2 separate regions of the Homo sapiens genome follow, and region 1 is linked to region 2. The links are chromatin loops, found by intact Hi-C in ENCODE. Cell type or tissue: HepG2. All regions are shown on one strand.

Region 1 (8,000 bases), 680 kb after region 2:
ACTGTGTAGCCAGGTCTCAATGAACAAAAGTAGGCATTCTGTTGAAACTGCTGGGGAAGTCTATAATATAATACCTCTACCATTTATCTTAATTGTCTTTAGATATAGAATGCCTTCAAAATCATAAGGGCCAAAACTTATATTTATCAACCTTCCTGTCCCGTATTGAGGGAATAATAGAGTACATCCATATAGCAGAATATTCTGAATCTGTTTAAAATTATGATGCATAGTTTCAATAAAAAGAAAAGGCATTTATAATTTAAAGTTAAGTGGTTTTTTTAAAAGGCAAGATCTAAAATTGTATATCTGGTAGGATTTCCACACTGTAAAAAACATGTACTGAACCAATATTGGAAGAAAATGTTAACTTTTTAAAAGTTTTTGAGTGGTGGGATTGTAGTTACTTTCCTCTGCTTCCTTATAATTTTCTAAAGTTTACCTGCTTTCCACAAGGACATGTATTACTTATAACTATAAAGATTTTTTATGAAATCTCTAAATATAAATAAATGTGTATATATATATGTATATATATATATATATATATATATATATATAGCCACTCATTGCCACCAATGGTCCTGCAATAACTTGGCCCATCTGAGCCTTTGTTGTTAGATTCTGTTTAGGACTGTGCTCAAGGGCACTGGCTCCCAGGAGATTAACATCTTCAGCTTTGCTCTCATTTCCCAAGAAGTCGGTGTCACATTTCAGTTCAGCCAACGAACAGGTATTCACTAATTTAATAAATATTGATAGATTACCCAGTGTATGCCAGGCACTAAATAAAACCAAATATAGTTTCCAGCCCTCATGGAGGGAACTGAGTAATAAAAGCAAATGAATAAAACTGTCCATCTTTGAGTAGTCCTATGCAGGAGAGATGCCTGGTTGTATTAGAATCTGCAGTAGGAGATTTGGATCTAATGGGTTGGGCTGCCCTCAGGAAGTGAGGGTCAACTTAAGATCCCAAGGATGCATGGAAGTTAACCAGGCAAATGTTAATTGGGCTTCTAATGTGTGCAAGGGGTCACCATGCTGGAGTCTTGGGACACAAACTTCTGTCCTCAAGGATCTAGCCATCTGATTGCCAAGCCACAATCAGGATTCCTAAAATAAAAGAAAAATCCCCACCGGTATTAGATTAAGGCCCCGGATGTCTATAAGAAGTTCAAAGGAGGAGCAATCAATAAGGGCTAAAGTAGTCCAGAAAGACTCCAGAGAAAAAGTAGCTTAGGTGCACTTTTTTGTCAGCCAGAAGGACAGGCTTGCCTAGCAAGGGGAACTGCATGAGCAAAAGTCCAGAAGGGTCAATGCCAATAATCTTTATATAAGAGAGTAAGATGAGAGGTTGCAACTGAAACTGTTACTGGAAAGGCATCCCGATCCTGACCCCAAGAGAGGGTTCTTGCATCTCACACAAGAAAAACTTCTAGGCCAATCCATAAAGTGAAAGCAAGTTTACTTAAAAAGTAAGGGAATAAAGAATGGCTACTCCATAGGCAGAGCAGCCCTGAGGGCTGCTGGTTGCCCATTTTTATGGTTTTTTCTTGATTATATGCTAAACAAAGGGTGGATTAATAATGAGCTTTCCAGGAAAGGACTGGGCAATTCCTGTAACTAACGGTTCCTCAGGCTTTTAGACCATATAGGGTAAATTCCTGACGTTGCCATGCACCTGTACATTGTCATGGTGCTGGTGGGAGTGTCTCTTAGCATGCTAAAGCATTATAATTGACCTATAATGAGCAATGAGGATGACCAGAGGTCACTCTCATTGCTCTCTTGGTTTTGGTGGGTTTTGGCCATCTTCTTTACTGTAATCTGTTTTATCAGCAAGGTCTTTATGGCCTATATCTTGTACTGACCTCCCATCTCATGCTGTGACTTAGAATGCCTAACCATCTGGGAATGAGGACAAGAGGACAGCTTCAACTTTTCATGACTTCATCTCCAACCCAACCAATCAGCACTTTCCACTTCCTGCACCCCCTACCCATCAATTTATCCTTAAAATCCCCAGTCTCCAAATTTTTGGTAAGATTGACTTGAGTAGTAATAAAACTCTGGCCTCGCATTCTGCCGGCTCTGCGAGAATTAAACTCTTTATGGCAATTTCTCTGTCTTGATAAATCGATTCTATCTGGACAGCTGGCAAAATGAACCTGTTGAGCAGTTACAAGAGTAAAGGATGAGTACTGAGTGGAAAGGATGGCCTGTCCTTGGGAGTCGGGTAAGGACACTTGAACTCATGATAGAAGCTAGGGAGCAAAGAGTGATCAGACAAAAGTTGTATCTATAGGAGGATGGGTGTGGATTACTGAGGCCAGTCCCTATGACCTCTCTCTTTCCAGGGCCAGGAACTATTACTGTTTTTTGTGACTTTGGTAAGTAAGTGAACCCAGGGCATGGTTTGCAACTGGCTGCGTTGGTCATTTTTATGAATCGATTTGTGCAAACCCATGGCAAGCTTTCCTAATATAAACAGGTGGAAAGAGAGAAGTCAGAGGGGCTGGCCTCAGTAATCCAGACAGCAAATCTTACAGGGAAGACCCTCCTTATATCCTGGGGAAATTGGTATATGAGAAGTTAACTGGGTTTTTACCCTCTGAAAAGGAAATTTCTATAAGAAAGGGAAGCATCACTGCATTGCTTGATAACATCTGTTTTATCTTGCTTGTTTTATCTGACTTTCTCCCATGGCCAAGGAAACATGATGAAAGAACCAATTTCTTTCCTCTTTTAGAAGCTCTGATCATGGAGGAGACCATATCTGCAAGTCATCTAGGACTCAGCTCTTTTAGAGCTATCCATGGACTGGGAGACCCTTCTCCCACTTCAAGGAGCCCCTCTTTTGTACCCCCCAAACTTCCTGGCTTACAAAATTTGCTGCCAGATGTGGTGGTGTGGGAGTGAGGGTGGGTGGCATAGGTCATGTTGGTAAAAGGCCTCCCATAGGCGGGAAAACTGCAGAGCCAGGGGGCCTAGGGGAAGGCATCTCTTGCCTAGCAGATGCTGACAGAGGAAATGGCACATTCTGCCCATGCATCTGTCCTCATGATTCACATGCCAGCAATTCCTCAGGCTAGAACATACCTTGTAGGTCATTTTCTAGCACATGCCGTAACTAGATAGCCCCTAGGTCTCTCTAGGAAAGGTGACTTTCTAAACTTTTTTTGTATTCTGTCTGTAAAGTACTGCATACTTTAAGGACTTTTTAAACAATAATAGAGAAATCAGCTTCATCCCTGCTTCAAGACACATCACAAAGCTCCAATCACAAAAACTCTAGAGTTTCTGTAGAGGGATTAAAGTGTGGCAGTCTAGTGACCTAAAGGGATTTGACTTGAAGCTGTATTTGCTTAGCACACACGCTGTTTTTATCTTGATTTTAAGTTTATTGGTGCAGCACATGGAAATAATGGGCATCAAAGCCCACACCTCCCAAGCTGGTCCTTGATGCCATCACTGAGCCCTAAGTGAGAGGCCTGCTTATAATAGTCCTGCATTCTCAGCTTCCCTTAACCCCAAGAATAGAACGGTGTCTTGCATGCAGAAATAGGTTATTGGTGAATAAATTGCTTAATGAATTATCTAGTTTCCCTAACAGAGCTGGTTACTTCTTTCTCATGTGAAGGTGAGCACCTGGTGAGGTTTTCAGGAATCAGGTTCACCTTGAACACCATACTCAGGCCTTGGCGGCTCTCTGGGCCTGCCTGGCTCCTACAAACACCATGCAGTGTTTCTGGATCTCCTAGGCCCTCTAGTGGCTATTCTTAGGCTGAAATCCCTCAGAACTCAGCCTCTCAGCTCCTGCTAAAATTTCAACCAGTCCCTGAATTTAGAAATATGTATATATACTTATTTTGCTTCTCGTAAACTGCAAAGAAATAAATTTAATTATGTCTAGTTTCTGATCAAGATTTATCTGGTCTCATAGCCTTCCCCTGGTTTGTGTTTTAATGAGCTTTTTATTTTTCAGTTGAAAGATTATACCAGATGTCAAGACTTAACAGGAATCAAGACAGCATGGATTGATATAAGGGTAGACATAATTATCAATGGACAGAGTACAGACTCCAGACACAGACCTACACCTATATAAGCAACTGATTTTCAAAAGTATCCTGCTTGCCTGCTTGTACCCCCAAATGGGCTCTCCCTCACCCCAAATGCATCTTTAGGTTTGTTTCAGAGAATTTCTGATGGTCTTTCTCGCACAGAAACACACAAGGGGTCTAAATGGGTTCTTTATGCAGAAGAGCGAAGATTTCCAGGTCCAGTGGGCCAAAGTGCCTTCCCCTGCAAAGCCTTTGAGTGATTCCAGGCACCAGGGGCATCAAAGCCTTGGTGGGACCAGAAACTATTGCTGTTTTTTATGACTTTGGTAAGCACGTGAACTCAGGGCATGGTTTGAAACTGGCTGTGTTGGTCATTTTTATGAACTGATTTGTACAAACCCATGGGAAGCTTTCCTAAATAGAAACAGTCTGCATTATGGTGGTATCACCTTCATCTGACCCCTGGGAGCTCTAAAGAAAAGCCCATGATACTCACCTGGCCTTCAGCCTGACCAGGGGATTAGGCCACTGGCCAGGATGAGACTGAAGGAGGAAAGGAACCTATACAACTACTCTTCCCTTGGTTGAAAGGAAAGTCCAGAGAGAATAGCTATTTGCAAATATCTGGGCTTCTACTGGGTGCTTACTGTTGAGTATCTTATATTGGGACACAGGTATGTTCATCTCCATTTTACAGATGAGGAAATCGAGGCTCAGAGTTAAATATATTTCCCAAGGTCAACTAAGTAAGTGGCAGGATTAGGATCCAAACCCAATTCTAACACTCTCTAAAACCCACTCTTTAGCTAGCCCCTGCCTCTTAGCTTTGGGGTTCAGGTTCTTGACTCAGTCTATGCAAATGTTGCCTTCTGGAATTTGGCAGTGCACAACCTGCACATCTGTACAGTGTAGCTGAAACCAACTTCTGGGTTGAAACCCTTCCATATTCAAGATTCTAAGCCTGGGCTAAAATCTAGAGCCTTGTTACTCAAAGTGGTCCCTGAACCTGCAACATCAGCCGTGTTTGGGAGCTTTTTAGAAATGTAAATTTCTGCTCTCCTGCTGCCACTCCCCCCAACCCCTTTCTATTGGATTACACTCTCCAAGAATGGAGGCTGCACCCAGGATTTCTCAGCTGTTATGTGCATTCAAATCACTGGGAATCTTGTTAAATGGAGATTCTGGCACAGGAGTTCTAAAGAGGTAGTGCTAAGCTTTTGCTTCTTCGGGCAGCTCCCAGATGATGCCGATGATGTGAGCCACACTTGGAATAACACAGCTTTAGATCAGTAAGTCTCAAACTTGAACCTGTATTCAAATCACCTGAAGAGCTCGTTAATACACAAATTGCTGGGCCCTACTCTCACACTCTCTTACAATAGCTGTGCACCTTCACCTTTACTTTCACCCCAAGAATAAAACAGTTTCTTGCACACAGAAATAGGTTATCCATGAATAAGTTGGTTAATTAATTATCTACCTTTGCTAATAGAGCTGGTTACCTCTTTCTCATGTGAACATGAGTACCTGCTGAGAGAGTGCTTCAGAGGGTCTGGAGTGGAGCCTGAAAATTTGCATTTCTAACAAGTTCTGGGCCCAGCATGGTGGCTCATGCCTGTAATCCCAGTGCTTTGGTAAGCCGAGGCAGGAGTATCACTCGAGGCCAGGAGTTTGAGACCAGCCTGGGCAATATAGTGAGACCCCATCTCTACAAAAACTTTTTAAAAATTAGCCAGGCATTGTGGTGTGAGCCTGTTGTCCCATCTACATGGGAGGAAGATCCCTTCAGCTGAGAAGTTCGAGGCTGCAGTGAGCTGTGATCTAACAAGTTCCTAGGTGATGTTGCGATGCTGCAGGTTTAGGGACCCCACTTTGAGAACCAGTGTTCTAGCCTATCAGAACTTCCTCTAATTAGACAACTAACTCCATGCTTTCTGGCATTTCATTTTTATAAAGCCCTATTCGGTCCTTGAATTCTAGCATTTTAGAGCTGAAAGGGACTTCAGAGGCTACCTTGTCTCAATTAAAGAAATGCAGGTCAAGGGTCCCACTCAAGGCCATACAATTAGCCAAGAGGCAAAGTCAGGATTAAGCATCCTGACTCACTCTATTTCTATGCTGTTTACTCTGCATCCTGCTGGCTCCAAAGCTCAATAAATTCCCTGGCATCCAGCAACTGCAGTATTTTTGGTGAGCTCTCCATCCCAGGCCAGCTTTGAGGTGCTAGAATCCCTGTCAGACACATATGTCATCCGCACAATCATGGAAACGCAGTGGCCTCCTACCTAACAGCTCTGTGAAAGAGGGCTTTGGAAAAAAACAGCAGCTGTGCTGGCCACTGTAGCAGAGAGAAAATGCAGCAGCTAGCAAGCAAACCCAGACAAGGTGAGTCAGCATAGAGGCCCTGGGGCTAAGGAATATACCAGGATACTGCCAACAACTGGCACCCAGATTCTCCTGAGCAAATCTGAGAAGGTCAATCAACTTCTCTGTGCCTGAAAAGATGCTTTTCTTTAGAGAAAACAATACTCTTATTCAAGGGAATGAACACACAAGAGGATATCAAAAATGTGCTTGGGGTGGGAGTTGTATCAGTCCTGCTGCATGACAAATCACCCAAAACTTAGTTGCTTTAAACGACAACCATATTCTTGCTCACAAGTCTCTGAGAAAAAGGAGAAATGCTTAAGATCCCTTGAAGCCTAGACTTGGAACTGGCATATCATCACTTCCTCCATACTCTACTGGCCAAAGCAAGACCCAAGGTGAGCCCACTTCTTAATGAAAGGAACTGTAACTTTACAGTATAAGGATGTAGAGAGGCGGAAGGTTTGTGGCCATTTTTGCAATCTACGACAGAGAGGTCTTCTTAGTTTAGGAAAGTCTGAGACAAAGATTCCAAAGCAAATGGTTTACTTGGAAAGGAAAGGAAATACCGGTAGGGGAGAGAAAAATGGAGACACAGAGAAGCAGCAGCCAGTAAAGGGTGCAAAGCCAAGTCGGCTGGCGCTCTGGGCAGCTGGAGTATAATTCCACTGGAGAACTCTGGAAGCTGGTGCAGGACACAGGCCTCATCATCATCCTACCTAAAGGAGGACGCCAGGATGTTTATACATCAATCCATGATATGGTTTGGATCTGGGTCCCTGCCCAAAACTCACATTGAATTGCAATCCCCGATGATGGAGATGGATCCTGGATCCTGGTGGGATGTGATGGGATCACAGTGGTGGATTCCTCATGAATGGCTTAGCATCCCCGTGGTGCTGCTCCCATGATAATGAGTGAGTTCTAATGAGATCTAGTTGTTTAAAAGTATATAGCACCTCCCTCACTCCAACTTTCTCTTGCTCCTACTCCTGCCGTGTGAGACATCTTATACCTCCTTCCTCTTCCACCGTGATTGGAAACTTCCTGAGGTGTCCTCAGAAGCAGAAGCCATTATGCTTGCTGTACAGCCCGCAGAACTGTGAATCCATTAAACCTCTTTTCTTTACAAATTACCCAGTCTCAGATATTTCTCAATGCACGAACACACTAATACAATCCGTATCAGTCATTTACTGAGGCTGCTCTCAGAGCACAGAAATTCCCTGTAATTTCAGCCCTCCACTCTGGGCAATGTGGCTTAAGAGGTCAGAGCAAGACCTTGACAAAAAAATAAAAAAAGAAAAGCAGATGCAGCTAGCTTAGCTGGACCGTTGTGCCCTGCAGCGGTTAGACAAAGAGGATAAAAGGGAAGGAGGATATGAGTAGGGCACCACCTACAACATATCCTTCACTGTGATGGTGATTAAAAAGAAAAAAAAAAACTCAAGTTTCAGATTTATGTTATTTTAGTCAAAACATCTTTTTTTCTTTTTTTAAGACTGTTTACTGTATTTTGGATGATGCCTCAGTTCTCTTGCTGGCAGAGGTTGGAACACTAGATGGCAT
Region 2 (8,000 bases):
GCCACCTTTGATTGGCTGAAACTCAGTGATTGGCACATGAGTAGGTTCCAGTCTGTTTACACACCCATTCAGTCTACAGTTTACTATGTGAAAGTTTATGAAAAAACCTTTAGAATAGGTAAAGAGACACCTTTAGGCTAAACTTAATTTAACAAATGCTACTGACTGATTAAGTAAGAAGACTCAAGAGTGTCCTTTGGGTTGTTAGCATGGAGGTCGTTGGCAACCTTAAAGAGACATTTCAGTGGAGTGCCAGGCAGGGTGGTGACACTGGATCACACAGATATGAATGACTAGAGACTATGCTTTTGAGAAGTTTTGATGTGAAGGGGAGCAAGAAATGGACTGGTGGCCAAGGGCACCTGAGGAGTCAAGGGAGTGTTTTCTTTTTCGGATGAATGAATCTGGAGTGTGTTTGAAAACTTGGAAGTGGTGCAGTAGAGAGGAAGAGATTAGTTTTGCAGGAAAGAGAGGGGATAACTGCCTGGAATTCCTTGAGGAGGTGGAAGAGGGTGGGATTGCTGTGGTGCAAAGGTGTGGCCCTTCACAGGAGCAGGAACACCTGATTAGTGAAGACAGTGGATGAAGATGCAGGTAGGCAGATACATTTGGTGATAGGAAGAGGGGAGAGTATTTGTCTGATGAGCAAAGCCAAAGGAATATTGCCTTTACACACTATCTTTTCTGATATAGGGAATTGTGACTACTCTGAGAATATTGAACATCTATTAAGACTCAAGAGTATTGTTTTAATACAAAAATTAGCCAGGCGCCATGGTACGCGCCTGTAATCCCAGCTACTCAGGAAGCTGAGGCAGGAGAACTGCTTGAACCCAAAAGGCGGAGGTTGCAGTGAGCCAAGATTGTGCCACTGCACTCCAGCCTGGGCAACAGAGCAAGACTGTGTCTCAAAAAAAAAAAAAAAAAAAAAGTTGCTAAAGCCTTCATCAATATTGTCTTAGTGTCTTAGTCAGTTGGTGCTGCTATCACAAAAATACCATTGGCTTAAACAACTGAAAACTATTTGTCACCATTCTAGAGTCTAAGAAGTCTAAGATCAAGGTTCCACGCAATCAGTTCCTAATGTGGGGGGCCTTCTTCGTGTTTATGTCCTCATGTGGTGGACAGAGAATAAGGAGGCAAGCTCTCTCTTGGCTTGGCCCTCATGACCAAATTACCTCCCAAAGGCCCCATCTTCAAATGCCATCACATGAGAATTAAGGTTTCAGTATATGAATTGGGGACAGTATGGGGGGCTGCACCAGCAAACAGTCCATAACAAATACCCAGACATGAATGCTGAGTTACTCAAGAGTGACCATTCATGCTGCTTTTCCTAAGCCCCATGACTAAAGCACTAATTAAATAATTATAATAAAACATCTAAGTAGGTAAAGACTGTCCACGAAGGAGGGAAAGAGCATTAAGATTAGCCCTTCTGGTGCATAAAACAGTGAGGCCATCCATGGCTTTTTGTCATCAGTAATGTCCCACCTTAGCAAATAAATAGAATAACAAGTTTACCTACACTTATTTAAATATCTATGTATGTATGGCTAATAAATTTGGAATTTTGCCCTTTAGAGAAGTAAACAAATTATTTCCTTTCTCTAATTAGGCTTCAGATGACCTTGAACATGAAAACAACAAAAAGGTAACAAAATAATTCCCTTGCACATTTTAAATCAGATGCATCTAATTTAAAAAATCTTCAAAGGAAGGAATCAGTTGTGGTGAAAAAATGATTAAATCCTGATAAAAATCACAAAACTAGGGCAGATGAGTAAGATGATTTTCTAAAAGTAGGTATTTAATGCAGTAAGGCATTTTCTTCACTGGAATTAGAGATTTCATTCCTGCAGTGGAACTACATGATCATCAGCATATTGAATTTGAAAATAAAAATGAGTGAATAGGTCATCAAATCCATATTATAGCATAATAGAAAGGATGATCTTAGTTCCCACTACATTGACATTCTGGAAGATCACTGATTAATTTTACACTGCATAACTTCTAAGAGTATTATTTGATGTTATTAGCTATTGGCCTTATTGTAGGAAAGGTAAAGTTACATTTTCACTTTCTTTCATCCTCTTCAAAGTTCTTCAAGTGATCACAGTGGTTTTATTTAGTAAGTATTTATGGTTTATCCTACAACAGTGAGGCTGACAGCCACAGGCAGAAGTTTGCCTAATAACTTCATTCTCATACTTCAGAGGTTCGGAAAATACTGCCTTGCTGCCTGTGGGGTCCTATCCTATTTGAAGTTGAGATCGTATCTTCTCACCCTCTAAATATTAAACTTGAAAGAATTATGAATAAATATGGTCGCAGGCCTGTCCCAAAATATTTGTGAGTACATTACTCTCTTGTTCTAGAATTTCATAATTCATAATTTGGGTCAACAGTATACAGATTGACATTTGGTCATTGTCATTTATTAGCTAAGTTATTTTAATTCTCAAGGCATCAATCTTCTCATGTGGTCAGTGGGTAGGACTCTAATCCTCACTACACATCACAGACAGTAATGAGACTGTGTGTGCAAGAACTCATCCTGGTGCTCAGCTCATAGCACTGGTGGTATTTATTATTATTAAACACACATGGAAGGAACGGACATGGCCGTTGTTTGGTGGGGGAGCAGGAGGACACATTAAGAAAATGATAAAAACAAAAACAAAACCAAATTACATTACTTGATTATTGTTTCAGGCTTTTATTGGTGAAATCAGTTTGATAATTTAGAATGCTCAGATTGTTAAGTGATCAGTTAAGACAAACAAATTGACCATTTTTTTTTTTTTTTGAGATGGAGTCTCACTCTGTTGCCCAGGCTGGAGTGCAGTGGCGTGATCTCCGCTCACTGAAAGCTCTGCCCCCCGGGTTCACTTCATTCGCCATTCTCCTGCCTCAGCCTCCCAGTAGCTGGGACTACAGGTGCCTGCCACCATGCCCAGTTAATTTTTTTGTATTTTTAATAGAGATGGGGTTTCACAGTGTTCACCAGGATGGTCTCGATCTCCTGACCTCATGATCCACCCGCCTCAGCCTCCCAAAGTGCTGGGATTACAGGCGTGAGCCACTGCGCCCAGCATCTGACCATTTTTTAACTCATGGATTACATCATCCAACTAAGGAATTTATCCAACTAGATTCACTTTATGCAGGAAATTTAGCTTTGCAAAGTTCTCAGCAAAAATATTGATCACTTTTGAAGGTATTTTTGTTGTTGGTTTTATTGTTGTTTTTTCTATCAATAAATAAACTAATTTGTTTTCTTTTTTCTGTATGCAAAGTAATGCAGTTTCAATATGTCCTATGCAGCAAGTTATTAGGTTACTTTTAAGATTAAGTGCTTTTTAAATACTATAAACCACGTATGTATGTTGCTTACATTCTAGAGTGCTACAGTGAAACATAGTCCCCAAAGAGGCAGCATCATTAGCACCTGGGAACTAGTTACAGCAATGACTGGCCTCACTGCAGACTCACTTCAACAGAAACTCTGAGTGTGGGGCCCAGGAATCTGTTCTAGTTTAAAAAGTCTTCCAGGTGATTCTGATGCACGCTAATGTTCGAGAGTCACTATTTTTGATGTTGTGCCTCAATTTGTAAAAATATGATGCTATATCTATTTCATAGCATTGCTGTGAGGTCCAATATAGTAATTTCTTTTTTTTTTTTTTTGAGATGGAGTCTTGCTCTGTTGCCTGGTCTGGAGTGCAGTGGCACAATCTCAGCTCACCTCAACCTCTGCCTCCTGGGTTCAAGCGATTCTCCTGCCTCAGCCTCCCAAGTAGCTGGAATTACAGGCTCACGCCACCACACCCAGCTAATTTTTGGCATTTTTAGTAGAGATGGGGTTTTGCCATGTTCGCCAAGTTTGTCTTGAACTCCTGGCCTCCCAAAGTGCTGGATTAAAGGCATGAGCCACCGTTCCCGGCCAGTAATTTCTTGAATAAAGTCCCTTAAAAATCTAAAAATGTCCTACAAATGTAAGATAAGCTTAATATTTTATGATTACCTCCTTTTGCATTATTCAGAGCTACAACAGACACTAACTTCTTAAAGTATCCTTTAGCATAATTGAGGAAGAAAAAGCCTTTACCTTTCAATTTGTGTGTGTGCAATTATCTTTATTAAGGAAATCTGCAGCACGTATCCGTGGGTCCTACTGAAGTCATCAACTTATATGTTTTCTTCCTTGTGCTTGTAGGGCCTGGTCACTGTAGAAGATGAGCAGGCGTGGATGGCATCTTATAAATATGTAGGTGCTACCACTAATATCCATCCATATTTGTCCACAATGATCAACTACGCCCAGCCTGTAAAGTTTCAAGGTTTCCATGTGGCAGAAGGTAACACCAAAGGTTAAATGCAGTCGCCTTTTTTGCTTGATTTTCTTTTATGGTGCTGATGAGCTTTTATCTAATTTGTTGCCATTTTTCTTTGTGGGCATGGGGGCTGTTCCACCTCACCTTATTTTTGTTTCACAGACCATAGAAGCCACCTTGGTATGTGGTGACATTACATTGTCATTCACGACTTCAACCACAAGGTGGCGATGAGAGACTATGGATTTGTTAGTGCTGGGCATGTAGCTTCTTCTGTTCCCAAGTGCATTCACAAGACTCCTTTTAATCAAAAGCTGGTTTTCAAAAAAACATAAGAAGTATTTAAAAACTTCATTTCTGGGCTAGAGAAGCCATCGTAATCATCATTATCATCAAAAATTCATATTTCGGTGGTGGCTGAAAAGACAGATGTCTCCATCCACAGGATGTCAATGAAAGTAGGAGCTACTGACATGATAATGTAGCATTAGCCTCCAAGGCCTCATGATTCAGGGTGTAATTGCATTTATTTATTGCTGTTTTTCGGTGAGGGTTTGATGGCAGAGTTCCTGAATCCATCTTTGCTTTTCTTTTACAGAACGCAATATTCATTATAACATGTCTTCTTTTAATGAATCAGTCGGTCTTGGCTACTTGAAGACACATGCAATTGAATTTGTCAAGTATCCTTATGTATCAAGTGGAATGAGTGGTTGACTCACGTTGGTTTGGCAAGAGCCTCTGAAATAGATAAATGGCTAATATCTCATTCTGGTGGTGGAGTTCATAAAATGATATGTGGGAAAGACCATGGCAGCTGTGACAATCTGCCCAAATGAAAATTGTTTTTATAATCCACACAGTGAACTGTGATCTTAAGCATCATTTGTAAATGTGAAATCTGCTCTGTGCTGTCTACTTGTTTGTCATTGTTGGCCTAGACCTTTGTTGTTTTAGCTCTTTGTTGTTTATTTTTCTCTGCTGTAGGACTCTTTTTTTCTGTTTTCCTTAATAAGTTACAGTTATAACAAACGGCAAATGAGTCGCATTTACCCCAAGGGAGGCCGAGTCGATTCCAGTAATTACATGCCTCAGATTTTCTGGAACGCTGGCTGCCAGATGGTTTCACTGAACTATCAAACCCCAGGTAGGAGCTGATGTCCAGTGACCCCAAATTCCATGAGAACACTTTGACAGGATGGTGCCAGCACTTCCCATCAGTTGGCTGTGGGCATTTTTTAAAGGAAGCAGACATATGGCAAAGCAATGTGTTATTGGATTTATATAATGGTGAGAAATAAAAAAAAAAAAACCAAAATAGAGCAAACAATGGTAGAAGATAATGTGTTGTGATTGGAATTTAATTCCTTTCATAAATGCCATGACTATTCCTGCTAACCATTATCCCATATTCCAAAATATTTCTCATTTTTCTTCCTTTTGGATCAAAGTTGTTATCTTTGTTTCCAGAGGCAGAATTAAGTGAAAAGAATTTGAGTATCTTTGTACAGTAACAGCGACTCATTTCTCCTTTGGCAAACACCCTGACCACTGTGAACATTCAGCAAATATGACTGATGCAGGGGCACTTCACTAAACAAATACAGAATATTTTGAAGTAAATGCCACTAAAATGGTATATAAGGAGTTACATATTTGAAGAGGTACTAATCTATAACTTGGTCCTCCAAAGTGTACTCAAAGTCAGGTTTCCAATATATAATGACTTTTTTTTTCTGGAAGGAAAAGAGTAAATTTTTATAATTGATAAACACATTTTTAAAATTTTTGAGGTTTGCTTAAGAGCCTAGGATCACAGTATCAAGACTAGAGGTAGCAAAATAGAAATAGAATAGATAGAAATATGCCACAAACCCTCTTCACTGTAGATGGTCAATTCTACAGCATGGTTCTTACAACTGGTAAAATAAAACAAAACCAGAAAGCTCTTTTTTCCTTCAACTCTTTGCTATTAAGAGAACTGCCCATGCTTCCCAATTTGAGGATTTTTTAAAATCTATTTTGTATTTTAAGAATCCCTGTCACTTCGTTCCCTGCTATGTGGATTGAGTGGAAGATCCTTTGACTTTCATTCCTTTGGCATGAGTGTGAGCTGACTGTGCTTCTCATGCCTTGAAGGAGCCTCCCCAGTGACCAGAAGCTCCTCCTACTGGAGTCACCATTCTGCATGGGGTCCCCACAGTGCTTGCTAGGTTAGACTGTGACGTGATAGCTACCAATACAATCCTGAGTGTTTCTAGCTGGGGCCCAGTAACAAGGCTCTGATGACTTCACTTACTTAAAAAAGCCCAACTTGTGTTCTCAGTTGTCAGTGAGTCCATAATATGGATTAAATGGCTAACCCAGCTTATGTTTTATTCTATAATATTAGGTTTAAACACAACATTTTGAAGAGGAAAAAATATCCATCAGTTTACCCATTTCTTTTGCGGATGGGAAGAAAGAAAAAATGTTATTCACTTGCAAGACAGAAGTCAAAAGCCATGTGCTGCCAGTGTAGACCCCACTAGAGTAATTCCCCCTGCCTCCCATCCTGGAAGCATGCCACCAAGTTTTATGCGATACTTACCTAGTTCATTTTCCAGTCTTTTAAATCAAGTTTCATATTCACCCTCCCGGGTATCTCCAGGGTTCCTCTGCCCAGGGATCCTGAGACCCATCCTCTCCCACTGTAGCAGGTTGGATATCTCTACTCTCAATACTCATCAAACAATGGTGTGACTCCTATATTGAATCCAGTTTTAAAAGTGACCTTTAGCATGATCTTTATGAAAACACATTTTATGTTTAATTTAAATGAAACATGAGGTCAATTCAACATGGAAGAGAGTATGCCTTAAATAGACCAAGCAGAACCTTGTAGTATTAAAGAGGGACCTGTGGGCCTAGGAGCAATCTGATACCTATTGTTTCAAATCACCCCGTCAGGGTCTTTTTTGTCTAGGAAGACAAGATGCTAAATTATTTTTGTCTCTTGACAGATTTAGCGATGCAATTGAATCAGGGAAAATTTGAGTATAATGGATCGTGCGGGTGAGTAATATGATTTAAACTGTTTTCACCTAGATTGAGAACTCCATACTACAGCTCTAATGAAGCCATGTCATTTTCAATTAGGGGCTACAGAATTTAAGCTGGGTTTGAGGGATGGAATAGAAAGAAATGAAATACCTAGAGAATATTTGCACATATACATTCTTCATCTACCCCATTTTACTAAGCAGGTTTTGGGTTTTTTAAATCACAAGTGAAGCAGTTCATACATATGCTACAGTTTAATCCTCTCACTTTAAAATCAATAGTGGAGGATTTTATGTCTGGGACAGGTAATAATCCCTGCACACTTGGACATTAACTGGAGATGTAGGCATTAAATATGTGCATTTTACCTAGGACAAATCAAATAATGAAGTTAATTTCATATGTAATGAAGTTGTGGGTGTCGAGCTGAATTTCATTCAGTTGGGAATAAACCTTTGTCCTCTACTGATTCTTTTTTGTGTCTTGTAAGTAGCAGTTATCAAAGAATAATGCTGTGAATATTGTCCTAGTTTCCTTAAATAGCACTCTTGAAAACTGTGAACCAAGAAGTGAAATAGGAAATGTTAATTCTACAGAAACACTGAAAGGTTAAATGAA

Evidence for each region. Hi-C counts contacts between places; a loop is a spot of excess contacts. Peaks named below come from ENCODE experiments on the same cell type or tissue, not always from the same donor. Only the 100,000 strongest peaks of a DNase experiment are listed, where the experiment ranks them.
Region 1: a loop joins it to region 2, with 18 times the contacts of the local background. A loop is called at or near these places in 6 of 110 quality-filtered maps.

The regions. Positions count from the first base shown.
Region 1 is chr20:10,086,996-10,094,995 of GRCh38, forward strand. All of the region lies in intron 3 of SNAP25-AS1 (SNAP25 antisense RNA 1), which reads right to left. Among named protein-coding and RNA genes, the nearest start is that of ANKEF1, 56 kb to the left of the region's middle. In HepG2, CTCF peaks have their summits at 3,761 (motif pointing left) and 7,992 (motif pointing right); a DNase peak (open chromatin) is centred at 3,756.
Region 2 is chr20:9,403,695-9,411,694 of GRCh38, forward strand. It overlaps PLCB4 (phospholipase C beta 4), which reads left to right. Exons shown (of 40, transcript NM_001377142.1): 21 at 1,619-1,654; 22 at 4,223-4,364; 23 at 4,939-5,023; 24 at 5,363-5,487; 25 at 7,343-7,394. Among named protein-coding and RNA genes, the nearest start is that of LAMP5, 110 kb to the right of the region's middle. In HepG2, a CTCF peak has its summit at 4,565 (motif pointing right); a DNase peak (open chromatin) is centred at 4,567.